2 separate regions of the Homo sapiens genome follow, and region 2 is linked to region 1. A link is an interaction called in ENCODE POLR2A ChIA-PET data of the cell type or tissue named here. Cell type or tissue: Panc1. All regions are shown on one strand. Links, peaks and the distances in the headings refer to the core of each region. The heading gives the core; the rest is flanking DNA.

Region 1 (8,090 bases), core at 3,091-8,090:
ATAAAAGCAGCCCCAGTCATGCAAAACTACACAGCAGCACAGGTGGCTGTATCTCTGAGAGAAACTCCATCTTTCTAGCCAGATAACCAAATAAAGTTTTATTGGCACACAAAACATAAATGAATGTATACAACTATGTGCCAATAAAACACGATTTACAAAAACTGGCAGTGGATTTGGCCTGTGAAGGGCTACAGTTTGCTGGCCCATTCACAAGAAAAAAGGAAATGAAAAGAAACTGCCCATGAGAAAACCCAGACATTGGACTTACTAGACAAAGACAATAAATCAACAATTTAAGACATGCTCACAGAGCTAAAGAAAACCGTGGACAAAGAACTAAAGGAAATTATGAGAACCAAATAGAAATGTCTCACCAAATAGAGAATATTAATAAAAAGTAGAAATTATGAAAATAAATCAAATAAGAATTATAGAACTAAATTATACAGTAATGACATTTTAAAATTCACTACAGAGATTAAACAGATTAGAGCAAGTGGAAGTGTTATATAAATAAGCCAAAGATGACCTCTGTGTATTGGTTCCTAGGTTATTTCTTCACTGCAGGACGAGACTCATTAGCTCAAGAGCCCACTAGTACCAAACTCAAATTTTTACACATCCCATCATGCTGCTGAGTGACATCACCTAGACAGGTAAGCCTGCTCTCCAATTCTCCTGTTCCCCAGGGGTTGCCTTGCCCTCCTCCCCTTCTGTATGGCAGTCTACCTCGCTGTAAGCCTCTGCACAGCTTCATGCTGTAAAAGAAGTTTCCTCTCATATAATCCTGTCCAAGTGCCACCAAATGAAGCTTGTTGTGTGTTACCACTTCTTATAATCATATCTCTTTCTTGAGAAACATCAAAATCCCTTGAACCTCTACAAGAAGAAAGAATCAGCAAACCTAAAGATAGGTAAATTAAAATTACTGAGTCTGTGGACTGAAGGAAAATGAACATACATGTGGAACCCCACCAAACATACTAATATACATATAATTGGAGGCACAGAAGGAAAAGAGAGTGAAAGAGGCCTAAATATTTGAAGAAATAATGGCTAAAACTTTCCAAATCTGATGAAAGGCATGAATCTAGCTCATAAACTCAATGAATTCCAAGCAGGATAAATGCAAAAGGATTCATATCAAGATGCATCATAATCAAATTGTTGAAAGACAAAAACCGAGAGAACCCTGAAAGCAGCAAGAAAAATGCAACTCGTGAAAAGGACACTCAATACAATCAACAACTGATTTTTCACTGGAAACCATGGAGACCAGAAGGCAGTGGGATAACATATTCAAAATGCTGAAAGGAAACTGTCAACCAAGAATCCTCTATCTGGTAAAACAACCCTTTAAAAATAAAGGCAAAATTAAGATATTTCCAGATAAACAAAAACTGAGGAAGTTTGTCACTGGTAAACTTCCCCTAAAAGAAATACTATAAAGAGTCCATCAGGCTGAAATGTAAGGGGATCAGACAGTGGCTTAAAATCACATATGAACTAAAGGATACCAGTAATTGTTGGTATTTACATAGGTAAATATAAAAGTGCATATTACTGTGTCTTTGGTTTGCAATGCCTCCTCTTTGCTATATGATTTAAAAGACTACATAAAACAGTAATTATGAATCTATATTGATTGGCACAAAATTCATAAAGCTGTAACTTGTGACAATAACAACAAATACAGGAGCAAAGTTTTTATATACCACTGAAACTAAACTGGTATTAATTCAAACTAAATTGTTATAATATATAGTGTTAATTATAACCCCCAGGGTAAATACTAAGAAATACACACATAATTATTTACTATATTTTATTTATATATATAATTCTCATATATACATATTCTCACATTACATAAATATAACATATCTAAATATATTATATTAATATAAATATAATATATATCTAAATATATTAATATAAATATAATATATATCTAAATATATTAATATAAATATAATATATATCTAAATATATTAAATTTTTATTAATATATATCTAAATATAATATATCTAAATATATATTAATATAAATATATATCTAAATATATTAATATATTTAGATATGTTATATTTATTTATATAATGTGAGAATTATATGTATATATGAGAAGGGGATCAAAATGGTACACTAGAAAATATCTGACACAAAGAACAGCATCAGAGGAATTGACAAACAAAAAATATATAAGACATAGAGAAAACAAATAATAAAATAGTAAATGTATTTCCTTATCACTAATTACACTAAATGTAAATGGGCTAAACTTTCCAGTTAAGACACATAAGGCCAGGGCCAGGCACAGTGGTTCACACCTGCAATCCCAGCACTTTTGGGAGGCTGTGTTGAGTGGATCACTTGAGCCCAGGAGTTCAAGACCAGCCTGGGCAACATGGCAAGACCCTGTCTCCACAAAAAAAATGACAAAATTAGCCAGCCATAGTGGTATGCACCTATGGTCTCAGCTACATGGGAGGCTGAGGTTGGAGAATAGCTTGAGCCCAGGAGGTCGAGGCTGCAGTGAGTTGTGATCGTGCCACTGCATTCCAGCCTGGACAACAGACTGAGACCCTGTCTCAAAAAGAAAGACACAATGAATAACAGGATAAAATGTAAAAACACAATCCAATTATATACTGTTTACAAGAGACTCAATTTAGATCCAAAAATATACACAGATTGAGAGTAAAAGCATGGAACAATACATATAGCAAAAACTGACAGAATTGAAAGGAAAAAAACCAAAAAGAGTTCCGCATTAATGCTTGGAGACTACAACGTACAACTTTCAATAATGGATAGAACAACCAGACAAGAGATGAACAAGTAAACTGAACACTTGAACAAGACTTAAACATGGCCTATCAGATATCTCTAGAACACTACACAAAATAGAATACACATTCTTCTGAAGTGCATAAAAACATTCTCAAAGACCAAAGTCTAAAATACTACACTACAAGTCAAGTCTCAACAAATTTGAAAATATTAAGCTCATACAAAGTATCTTTTCCAATGACAATGAAAGGAAATTAGACATCAGTAACAGAGGCCAGGAACAGCAGCTCAGGCCTATAATTCCAGCATTTTGGGAGGCCGAGGGAGGCAGATCACTTGAGCCCAGGGGTTTAAGACCAGCCTGGGCAACATGGCAAAACTCCCATCTCTACCAAAAAATACAAAAATTAGCCGGGCGTGGTGGCATGTGCACCTTTAATCCAAGGTACTAGAGAGGCTGAGGTGGGAGGATTGCTTGAGCCCAGAAGGCAGAAGTTGCAGTGAGCCATGATCACACCACTGCACTCCAGCCTGGGTGATACAGTGAGACTCTGTTTCAAAAAATGAAAGAAAAGAGAAGAGGAGAAGGGAGGTGAGGAAAGAGGAGGGGAAATCACTAACAGGAGGAAATCTGGAAATTTCACAAATACATGAAAATTTAACAATCAACAAGTAAGAAGAACTCATAAAGAAAACTAGAAAATAATTTGAAATTAATGAAAACAAACACATATAGCAAAATCTATGGGATACAGAAACAAGTAACTACATTTAAAAAGAAGAAAGATCTTGAATTGGCAACCTAAACTTCTACCTCAAGAAACTATAAAAAGAAAACTCAATACAAACTAAGCAGAAACAAGGGGGAAAAAATACAGCTAATACAAATGAAATATAGACTAGAAAAATAATAGATGATCAACAAAACCAAAAGTTTATTCTTTAAAATGATGAGGCCGAGCACAATGGTTGACACCTATAATCCCAGCACTTTGGGAAGCCAAAGTGGGAGGACTGCTTGAAGCCAGGAGTTTGAGACCAGCCTGGAAAACATAGCAAGACCCTGTCTCTACAAAAATTATTTAAGAAATTAACCAGGCATGCGCCAGCATGCCTGTGCACCCAGCTACTCAGGAGGCTGACAAGAGGGAAAGTCACTTGAGCCCAGGAGTTTAAGGCTGCACTTCCATTTACATAGCTATAAGCTATGATCACACCACTGCACTCAAGCCTGGGTGACAGAGACCCTGCACACACACACACACACACACACACACAAAATTGGCTAGACTAAGAATAAAGAGAGAAGACTCAAATTTTAAAATCATGTATAAAAATGGGAACATTAATATCAACCTTACAAAAAGTACACAATTATAAGAGAATACTATAATTGTATGCTACCAAATTGATGAAATAGATGACAAATTCCTAGAATATAAACTATAAAAACTGACTCAAAGGAAATAGAAAATCTGAGTAGATGTACAGCACGTAAAAAGATGGAATATGTAATAAAAAACAAAAAACTTACAACAAAGAAAAGACAAGGACCAGATGGCCTCACCAGTAATATGCTTCAATAAGAATGAACACCAATCTATCTTAAATTCTTCCAAAAATGAGAGGATGGGATACTACTTCCCAACTCATGCTATAAGGCCAGCATATCCTGATACCAAAGCCAGGCAAAGAAATCTCAAAAAACTACAGACCAATGTCCCTTATGAATACCGATGTGAAAATCTTCAATAAAATATAAGGAAACTAAATCCACAGTATAGTAGAAGGGTTATACACCATGACCAAGTAGGATTTATCCCAGGAATGCAAGGATGGTTCAACATATGAAAAAAACCCATGTAACACACCATATTAATAGAATAAAGGTAAAAAGCAAAAACAAAACACATGATCATCTCAACTGATTCAGGAAAAAGCACTGGACAAAATCTAATACCCTTTCTTGATTAAAACATTCAGAAATATAGGAATAAAAGAACACTTCCTCAACCTGAGAAAGAGCATCTACCAATAACCCCTAGTTATCATTATACTTAATGGTAAAAGTCTAAAAGTTTTTCCCCAAAATCAGAAACAAAACAAGGATTTCTGCATCATGACTTCTATGCAACATTGTACTGGAGATTCTGGCTAGGGCAATTAGACATGGAATATAAACAAAAGGCATCCAGATTGGGGAGCTGGAATTAAAACATCCTCTATTCACAGATGTCATGGTCTTATATAGAGAAAATCCCAGAGAATAAACACAAAAATTAATTTTAGAGCTAATAAGCAAATATTTTTATATACTAGCAATGAATCATCTGAAGATGAAATTAAGAAAGCACTTCCATTTATAATAGCATCAAAAAGAATAAAACTTTTTTTACAGCTCTCATTTCTTTATTGAGATTTCCAATTTGTTGGGTCAATGTCATCATATTCTCCTGTAATTATTTAAATAATGTTTCCTTTCTTTTACCATGTTTATAATAGCAGTTTGAAGTCTTTGCTAAGTCTAATATCTAGGCTCACTCACAGTCAGTTTCTATTAACTGCTTTCTTTTTCCCTCAGCATGGGTCACATTTTTCTGTCTCTTTACGTGTCTTAAAATTTGTTGTTAAAAACTGGACATTTTGGATAACATAGCCAGTGTATATTCTTTTTTTTTTTTTTTTTTTGAGACAGAGTCTCACTCTGTTGCCAGGCTGGAGTGCAGCGGTGTGATCTCGGCTCACTGCAACCTCCACCCACGGGTTCAAGCTGGGATTACAGGCGTGAGCCACCGCACCTGGCCACCAGTGTAGAATTTTATATTTCTGAGCCTTTTAACATGTCTGGCCCTAAACTGTGGAATCTGTGTCCTGGGCAGTGTGACTACATCTGTTCAGATTTTAATTCACATATATATGTTTTAGCCTGGCTTTCTAGAGAAGTCATTCTGTGTCTGAATATCTTAGTTTTCAGCTATGTACATGCCAAAGATATGCTCAAACAGCTTGAGCCTGCTCTTTAATCTGTATCTGGGTTAAGAAGGGCACATTCAAAGCTTAAAGAATTCTCATCTGCCTTGGCCCTTGCTCTCAGTTAGACAACCTCAGGTCTCCCCTACACATGTGCATAGTTTCACGTTATGCCAGGATATGTGAAGAGGTTATCCCTTTATGGTTCTCTCATTTCCAGGGTCTGCCTTTTAATTTATAGCTACTCTTCCACTCACCCCAACTGGCACTACAACCTTAAACTAGCAAATACATGGTTTTTCCTTGTTTTCCCCTACCAAGTTCAGTACATTTTATCGACAAAGGTTTTTACTCATTGCCCCAAATTGAATCAGCTGTCTGACAGCGAAGCTGCTGGTTTTCCAAACTACAATTCTTGCCAAAAGTGCTGGGACAGGAGGTCACAGTAGAAGCCCACGCGAGAATGCTGTAGACTTGCACTATTCTTACCTGAAGATCTAACAGTTTTCCTAAGAATAAATGTTTCTCAATGATTTTCTTTGCTTTTGGTTGATTTCCAGAGTTCAAATAGTTTTGGGCAATTCTGCCATTTTTATACTTGTGTGTGGAAAGGATTCACCAAACTCTTCATGCAGCCACAGGTGAAAGTACATTTCTTGCGGATATTTTTATGCTTGTCCTCCTCATTTTATAAATGAGAAAATAAAAACTTAGATGGCCTAGATCATTTTTTAAGGTTAAAGGACTATGTGGTCTTAAAGGGCTAATTTGTCAGTTAACAATCAACATGTAGGGCATGGTCACTGCAACCAAGTAGCATCTTGTTTGAAACCTGCCTGACTTTAGCTATTATCTTTTATATAAAAGTGATATGGCTGTTATAAACCACAAGTCATTGACTAAATCCAGATTTGTTTATCCAAGTGAAGAAATTTAAGATGTGGGTAATAAGCATAAAATAGGATATTTTGCCAAAGGCAAACAACTTGTTAAAGAAACTATTATATTAAAATGCATTTTTGACTGCTTTAAAGCAGGTAATATTAACCTATATAAAAGAGAAACATCCTTGTTGATATTGAGCCAAAAATTAGCCTATGATGCAACATATAGTTTAGTTTCTCTCCTCTGCCATAAAAAAAAAAAAATGGGCAAGTATGGTAGCTTTCCCAAAAAACATCCTTTAAATTCTTAAACATCCTCACATTTCTCTCCCAAATTCTACCTGCCTCGTTTTTGTTTTTTGTTTTTTTGTTTTGTTTTGTTTTGTTTTTACAGCTATAGTAACTTCCTAGCATAAAAGATGAAGCAAAAGCAATACAATTATAATAGCTATTGACTCCCTACCAGGAGAACAGGGCATAATTTCTAAGAATGTTTTCCAATAGTGATGATAGACTTGTGCCTCTCTACGCAACCCTTCTAATATTAGAAAAGAAAAATTGTCATAGCTCCATAAGTCTTCCCTTCTCCAAGTCAAACAACTCCAGTCCTTACCAGCAGAGCCAGAATCCTTTCACCACCACATGGCTCTACCGTGGCTCCAACAGCAACTCCAGTCAGAATATGGACATTCCTTAGAAATATCTCTTCGTGGTGTGGCGTATTCACCCTGAGTCTCAGCACAGACTCTAAACACCTGATGATACATTCGTTCGTAAGTATTTACTGAGCGCTACTATATGCCAGACACTGCACTTAAAGGAGGAGACAGAGCAATGAACAAGATTACGAATCCAGAGTCGCTGCACCCAAAAACTGGGGTTGGCAGACACTGAACAATCGCTAATTCAATTCATCCCAGACAGTACAGCTCACTTCGTGCTGAATACCACTAGGACCATCAGACTCAGACAGAGAATCTTTATTAGAATTTTCTAATACAAGGAATGGAAATCTACATAACATGTCCAAATACACACAATAGGGCAAGCCCATGGTAATTCCCATATGTCCTTTAGACAAAGTTTTCAACAATCCTCAGGAAAAAATATGAAAGAGAACAACGCGGTATAGGATAAGTTTATTTTATTCTATTAGAGTTTCTCTTTATTATGAGATCATGTCCCTTTTTTTTCTCGGCATTAAAATGTTTTTTACCTCATGAAATAATTTGTAAGTAGAAGGTACCTGGCTTTGTTTTGGTTCATTTTGAAACAGTCTTATTTGCCAAATAAGAAGACAGCAATCAAGTTTCTATACCAAATATTTGTTGATATTTTATTTATCCATATCACCCAGTGATTTAAAGGACTCAAGAAAGTTCCCTTTGTCCTAAAATGCACCTCTGCACACAAAGAGTAGGCAATTACTCTTCCAACAA
Region 2 (8,153 bases), core at 2,116-7,115, 270 kb before region 1:
TTTGAGATGCAGCTTCACTCTTGTTGCCCAAGCTAGAGTGCAGTGGCGCGATCTTGGCTCACTGCAACCTCCACCTCCTGGGTTCAAGCAATTCTCCTGCCTCAGCCTCCCGAGTAGCAGGGATTACAGTCATGCGCACCCACGCCTGGATAATTTTTTGTACTTTTAGTAGAAACAGGGTTTCACCATGTTGGCCAGGCTGGTCTCGAACTCCTGACCTCAGGTGATCTGCCTGCCTTGGCCTCCCAAAGTGCTGGGATTACAGGCATGAGCCACCGTGCCCAGCCCTGCAAACAAATATCAATTTTACATGCAATTGTACTTCTAAATGTTATTTTCATTAGAAAGATTACCTATAGTGAAAATAAAGAAGTCAATCCTCTAAGACTTCTCTTGAATTTATAGAACATCACACTAAGTATAGGCTCAAAATGTCCAATTTAACCAACAACACTTATTGAGTACCTCCTACAGAGCAGAGCTCTGAGCATTCCTGATGGAGAAGAACAAAAGTTTGAGAGTTAAGATATAGTCTCTGTCCTCCAAGATGTGTCTTATTTTAATTGGACGAGTAAGACTAATCCACATAAAAACATTAAATAAAAACAAATAAAAAGTGAGTCATTCAGTGAGTGCAATAGATGATCCACAGTTTTGTGACAAAGCAAGTGCACAACAACATATATGGGATATTCTCATTTTGTCAAAAATGTATTTGGATATGTATTTTAAAAGACTGGAAGGTTACACATAGAGTACTTTGGGGAGTACACAATTATGTTTTTTGTTTTGTTTTGTTTTGTTTTTTTGAGATGGAGTCTCGCTCTGTTGCCCAGGCTTGGAGTGCAGTGGTGCCATCTCGGCTCACTGCAACCCCCACCTCCCGGGTTCACGCCATTCTCCTGCCTCAGCCTCCTGAGTAGCTGGGACTACAGGTGCCCGCCACGATGCCCAGCTAATTTTTTGTATTTTTAGTAGGGACAGGGTTTCACCGTGTTAGCTAGGATGGTCTGGATCTCCTGACCTTGTGATCCGCCCGCCTCGGCCTCCCGAAGTGCTGGGATTACAGGCGTGAGCCACCACACCTGGCCGTGATTTTTTTAATGTATGAATTGCTTTTTGTATCAAAAAATAGCAGTAAATAAAAAGGATTCTAATGAATGAAGAAAGAGAAGAGAAGGCTTCTTGGAGAAGGCGCAACTGAAGTGGACCTTGGGGGCTGGACAAGAATAATGGGCCAGGCCAGTGGCACAAAGAGGGAAAAACACAATGGAAAGAAAGTTGATGGCACTTGTGAAAGATTGTAATTGTGTCAATTTGGCTTCAAAAGGTGATTCAGGCAAAACTGCGGCAGAAAAGTCTGGCTGCTGTAAACCAGTGAAGGCTTTGGCCACATGCTGTTTTGAAGATATTAGATCTTGCATATGTTCTCAAAGTTGCCTTTATCTGAAAAGAAGGTAAAGGAGAAAACACAGCTTTCTTTGGATACATACTCAAGTTATAAGAATAAATAAGAAAACTGTGGAAAAACAATTTAAATACTAGAAAAGAAAAAGAGCCATATAGTCATCTCTTAATTATTCATGTATGTCGATTATCTACTTCATTTATTATCCTAGACAAATTATAAAATTCCTCCCAAATGGAACAGACCAGAAGACAAACTTTGCTTTTGCTTTCAACTTTTCTGCTGATACAACTAACTTTAACATTAACTACCCATTACAAAGACAGAAAGGAAATTTAAAACGTGTTTAGGGTTTATATCTTATTAGGGAAAGGCCATTAAGGCAAAATTATTTAATATCTCTCCTTATTTATTTACTTAAGAAATATGCATCAAAGAGAGAGTAAAACGGAGGGAGACTGAAAAGGAACAGGAGGAAGAATCTGATCTTCTAATATATTTTACATATTGCTTTACTGGATCATCGCCGGAAAGCAAGGGTTAATCCTATTTTAAATAGGGGGAAACTGAAGCTCACAGAAGTGAAGAGAATGATTTATTCAAGGTCATTCAAGCAGTAAGTGCTAAACTGGGACTCACACCAATTCTTCTAAGTTTAGGGCTCTTTCTACCATACCAGAGGTACCATCTCCACCACAGTCTATAGCAGGGAAAAACTGAGCATGTAGAACAAGCAAGCAGGACAGGTTTCTAGTTCCTCTAAATGTGAACATTAATGAAAATAAAATTGAAAAGACAGATAATAACAAGTGTTGGCAAGAATGTGTAGAAATTAGACTCTTAAACTCTGCTAGCAGGATTATAAAATGGTGCAACCACTCTGGAAGGAAGTCTGGGAGTTCCTCAGAATATTAAATGTAAAGTTGCCATACGTCCCAGCCATTCTACTCCTAGGTATATATCCAAGAGAAATGGAAACATATGTCCACACCAAAATGTATATACAAATATTCACAATAGCAAAAAAGTAGCAACAACCAGAATGTCTATCAACTAATGAACAGATGTGGTGTATCAGTACAATGGAATATTATTTGGAAATAAAAAGAAAGTGTGAAAGTGAATACGTGCTACAACATGGAAGAACACTGAAAACATTGTATTACATGAAAAAAGCCAAACATAAAAGGGTACATATTATATTACAGTATTCCACTTATATGAAATGTCCAGAATAGGCAAATCCATAGAGACAAAAAGTAGATTGGTAGTTGCCAAGGGCTGAGGAAAAGGAATAAATCAGGAGTGATGCTATGGGTTACAGAATTTCTTTTGGGACTGATGAAAATTTACTGAAATTAGATAGTAGCAATAGTGAATACACTAAACTGTGAATATACTAAATATGAATATACTAAACCACTGTGAATACACTAAAACCATGGAATAGTACACCTTAAATGGGTGAATTTTGTGGTATGTAAATTACATCTCAATAAAGTTATTTTTTAAAGAGGTGAAAAAAATTAAAGGAAATGCTCAGAAAACAAGAAAAATGGAAAATATTATAAAAATCAATTATGTAAAATTTCCTCCTTAAAAATCTCTGAGCTTAATTTTATTTATTTTTTTGAGACAGAGTCTCACTCTGTCACCCAGGCTGGAGTGCAGTGGTGAGATCTCAGCTCACTGCAACCTCCAACTCCTGGGTTCAAGCGATTCTCCTGCCTCAGCCTCCCGAGTAGCTGGGATTACAGGCATGTGCCACCACGCCTGGCTAAGTTTTGTATTTTTAGTAGAGACAGAGTTTCTCCATGTTGGTCAGGCTGGTCTCGAACTCCCGACCTCAGGTGATCCACCCACCTTGGCTTCCCAAAGTGAAAACCTCTGAATTTTAAATACAACTACGAAAAGTATATTATTTTGGTGTTTTCTGTTAATTAGATGAAATAACGACACAAATGCTTTTTAACTGTTAAGCAAAGTGTCTACATGATCAGTCATTAATTTATAATTCACTTTCCTTTGAGGCTTGACAATTTCACTTTGTTAGATTCCTTTAAGAGAAATCTCGGCCAGGCACGGTGGCTCAAGCCTGTAATCCCAGCACTTTGGGAGGCCAAGGCGGGCAGATCACGAGGTCAGGAGATTGAGATCATCCTGGCTAACACGGTGAAACCCCATCTCTACTAAAAATACAAAAAATTAGCCAGGCATGGTGGCGGGCACCTGTAGTCCCAGCTACTCAGGAGGCTGAGGCAGGAGAATGGCATGAACCCGGGAGGCAGAGCTTGCAGTGAGCTGAGATGGCACCACTGCACTCCGGCCTGGGCAACACAGCAAGACTCTGTCTCAAAAAAAAAAAAGAAAAGAAAAAAGAAAAAGAAAAGAGAGACCTCATTCTCATTCTGTTCAAAATCTTCCAATGGCTTTCCATTGCACCTAGAATAAAATCCAGACCCCTTTGCATGACCTATTAAGGCCCAATATAATCTGCCTGTTGGCTCGCACCCCAACCTTATTTGCTACCTTTCCTTCCTTCTCTGATTTGGTCTGGCTATACTGCCCTCCGTTTTGTTTCTCAAACACACTAGTGTGTTTCTGCTTCAAGGACTTTGTACGTACTGTTTACTCATTTATCCATGTGGCTTACTCCTTGATTTTACTTAAGTTTCTCCTTCAGTGATAGCTCCTCCATGAGCTGTATTTCAAACTGCAAACATATACCCCACCTTCTACATCCATTTAATCTCTTATACTTTTCTTACCAACTATGTGATGTAAAGAATATTTCTACTTGTCCATTATCCATTTCCTGCTGGAATATAACCCCACAAAGACAGTGTAGTTTTATTTTATTCACTGCTGTAACTCCAGTGCTAACAATAGGGAAATCAACAGTATTTGTTAAAAAAGTAGATAAACAATCAGATGAACCTTAATGAAAGTGTTTAGAAAACTATAAAGTATCATGAGCTCTTTAGATATAGGAGTCAATTTGGGGCACTTAGGGGTGCATATCTAGCACGTTTAAAGGTTTGATAGATTCATGAATGAATGAAGTTGTTATGTCTAAGAATAATCATGTTAGGATAGATCTATATATTTAAATAAAGACATGGGTAACAATTACTAAAGATTTCTTAATTTTTCCTTTAGTTTTCTACTGTAAAAAAATACTTTGTTATCCTCTCCAATTTTTTCAGCACTAAGTAGAACACTCCTTACAAATCCTGGATCTGTGTCCTTACTTAAAACAAGGCAAGTTAGGAAAAGCACCCCCATTATATGTTTCCCCAGTGGGCCAAAAGACTCACACTTTGTTTTTGTTTTTTTTTTTTTTGAGACAGAGTTTCGCTCTTGTTGCCCAGGTTGGAGTGCAATGGTGTGATCTCGGCTCACTGCAACCTCCGCCTCCCGGGTTCAAGCGATTCTCCTGCCTCAGCCTCCTGAGTAGCTGGGATTACAGGCATGCACCATCACGCCCAGCTAATTTCATATTTTTTAGTACAGATGGGGTTCTCCATGTTGGTCAGGCTGGTCTCGAACTCCTGACCTCAGGTGATCCGCCCACCTCGGCCTCCCAAAGTGCTGGGATTACAGGCGTGAGCCACTGCGCCCAGCCAAGACTCACACTTTCAAAGACCTATTGGGAAAGTAAAAAGGAGAACAGTAAGGGAAATACCTGAGATTTACAAAAGGAAGGACAAAGAGTAATGGAGAGAACTGATGAGGGTCAGGACACACTTCCCCAAAATATGGTACCTTGGCATTTGAGAAAATAGCAGAAGGAGGAAGGTCACTCTCACCTTCCCCACATCCTTTTTCTGACCTTCCCCTGAAGCAGGTCATAAGACTTTCATGTGAGAGGTGCCCACTCTATATCCACAAGAAAGGAACATCCTCATGTCTGATGATACAGGGACACAGAGAAGAATCTCAACAGACAAGACTTGGTAAGTTCTTCCCAGTTTATTACCATTAGATCATAACCCTTTTGTCCAATCACACTTCTCTGTATTGACTGACTTTTTCATCAAACCTAGCATAAAAAATATACAGGTTTACCTGTTTCTTTAGGTTTTAATTTCCTTATGAAAGCCCCTATGTCACATAAAACTTATATTTAAATACATTTGTATGTTTTTTTTCTTGATTATCTGTCTTGTTATAGGGGTCTGAGCCATGAACCTAGTAAGGGATAAGAAGAGAAATTTCTTTCCCCCACAGAATGGAATACCAGTTAGTGCCCCACTCCCAGATTCCCATACTGTACTATGGGAATATTTAATTACATTATTGCATTAGCTCAATGTAAACAATGTATATCAATACAAGAGCAATACATGATTAAGATGTTCTGAGACATCTTTGATCACAATACTACATTTTATCTGAATCACTTTTCAAACATCAAATTCATTCAGTCCACAGAAGGTGGGGTCATGGGGTTGAGGGAGAGAACACTTCCATTCTATTAAAATCAGAGAAAGAATTCCTTTTCCTTATAATGAATATTTCCATTTAAAAGTCTGCCATATGACTGAGTCACATACCTTCATTCTCTTCTAGGTTACAGGTAAATAAGTGATTAAGATCATAGCCTATTGGTACCACACAGCTTCTAAATGGGAAGGGTGTGCCCGTAGCTCACACCTCCTCCTTGGCCAGCCAAGCAAAACTCTCACTGTTCTGTCAGTACTCATTCTCACTCACTTGTTTTAAAATCCAGTGGTTTACTGGGTTCAAGAACACCCAAGCAGAACCTGAGCATAATTTTGAATTAATCTCTTATAAGATCCTCTCTTCAAGTTTAATTTGAAAGAAATTCATCAGTAATATAGTCTATTTATTTATATTAACAACTGAAATAGACTAAAGTACATATTTCTAAAAATAGAATTTCTGAAATTTCTTAACTAGATATTAATGGAAATAATTGCGGTACATCACAGCTATGTCATACAAAACAAAAAACCTATGAATTAATGCATGTATTCATAAAGAAAATTGTCACTTGAATGTGGGAATCAGATTTTAATTAATGGGCTCTTTTTATCAAATTTGTAAACAGTTTACCATTTGAAAGTAGTTTCCTATTTAGAACCCTAGTTTCCACAGAGGAGAAGAAGGCACAAGATTAAATGATTTCCATTTTTCGATGCTGAGTAATGTACAATTTTTTCAAAGTATTCTTTATTTTCTTGTTTAAAAATTTGTTATTTTTTATGAGAATCATAACCTGCCAATCCTACTGCAGCTTTCTTTCTTTTTCAGTATATTAGCATGCAAAAAAAAAAGGGGCGAATTTGTGCCTCAAAGTTTTCACAGTGCCATTATTTGCTGTACCTAGTTTCTTTTTAAGGAGAAAAAGCCCTGCACATCTTTATTAGGATGGCATTTGATTTTTTGTATTAACCTTCTAAAGAGTGGTTAAACTAAAATATCATAATAATTATTAAACTAGGTACTAAGCCTCCCTTTCCTCCTCCCTAATACATTGAATAGTCCACATTCACCAGCATCAAGTCTCTTTTACTAGGACAATGGCAACAAGAAATCTTCAACAAGTGCTGGCCTGACCCCTTTCCTTTTTCTACAGTTCCAGCTGAGCAGCAAAAACTGCTTGAAATTCAGCAATCACATTTCTCACTGTTTCAGAATGACCTATTTCGCACTAGAATGAACCAGTGAATTCATACATATAAATAACTATCTGCAGACCCTGCTTTTCAAAACATGAACAGAAATAAGTAAAAAGAAGAAAAAAAAAAGAAAGAAAAGAAAAGAAAAAGAAGAAAGAGGGAGCAGCAGTTACAAATAAAGGTTTGATTGGATTGGTATTTTTCAATTGTTTGATATGATAATTGGAAACAAAACAAGACTATATAACTTAGATATCAATGTTACATTTAAAGTTTTTTGGAATTGTCAATAAATAATATTCATGATAGTTCAAACTGAAGTCAGATTATTTTTCTCTAAAACACATCATCATATTCTTATTTATTTAAGCTATCTTGGGAACTAAGAGAAAAGGCTGTAAGCATTTCTTAGCAGAATATGCTTATAAATTAGCTACACTATCATTCATTCTTAAGTATTTATTGAATGCTGTATACAAGATCTAGTTACATGCTACATCCTGCAAACACAAAGTTTCTAAGACCTTCTGATCTCTCAGGATAATCCCCAATTATAATAATCTTTTAATCTCAGTCAGTGTAAAAAACTGTCTGTACATGCTAGCTTTTTCAACTAGGCTACGGGACCACACTTGATTCATCTCTGTATTTCCAATAATTAATAAAATCCTATTACATAATTAACTCTCAATAAATGTTTACAAATGGATTGATTACTTAGTCACTGCCCTTGAGCTTACAGAAGTTCAAGCAGTGTTCAGAGAACCCAGTATATAGATCATGTTAGCACTCTGTCATAAATCTGTTGACACACATTGAACAAGGGGTAATGCTGCATAATAATATCTGAGAGAAAGGAGACAAATGAGGACAGCCATATACATAAGTAAAACGTTCAATGCCTGGAGAGAGTTTCTGGATGCGGCAAGGGAAAGGAGATCCCAAACAGGCCCAACAGTCTTGCTTGGCTTAGGAGACAGAGTTTAGGGCTCTAGGACACCAAGGTGACCAGAATATGCTGGGAAGAGTGCCAGAAAGGAGGCAGATGCACAGAAAGGGCAAGTGAGCAAGCTCTGGAGATAGGCACAGTCCAATTGAGT

What was found. Peaks named below come from ENCODE experiments on the same cell type or tissue, not always from the same donor. Only the 100,000 strongest peaks of a DNase experiment are listed, where the experiment ranks them.
Region 2: POLR2A ChIA-PET joins it to region 1 with 6 read pairs; 2 of 35 experiments call an interaction of 5 or more read pairs at or near these places.

What each region holds. Positions count from the first base shown.
Region 1 is chr5:108,371,321-108,379,410 of GRCh38, forward strand. All of the region lies in intron 1 of FBXL17 (F-box and leucine rich repeat protein 17), which reads right to left. Among named protein-coding and RNA genes, the nearest start is that of FBXL17, 6.7 kb to the right of the region's middle. In Panc1, for the core only: no CTCF peak of the experiment used is centred there; no DNase peak of the experiment used is centred there; H3K27ac peaks cover 1,022 bases.
Region 2 is chr5:108,104,050-108,112,202 of GRCh38, forward strand. All of the region lies in intron 6 of FBXL17 (F-box and leucine rich repeat protein 17), which reads right to left. Among named protein-coding and RNA genes, the nearest start is that of FBXL17, 270 kb to the right of the region's middle. In Panc1, for the core only: no CTCF peak of the experiment used is centred there; no DNase peak of the experiment used is centred there.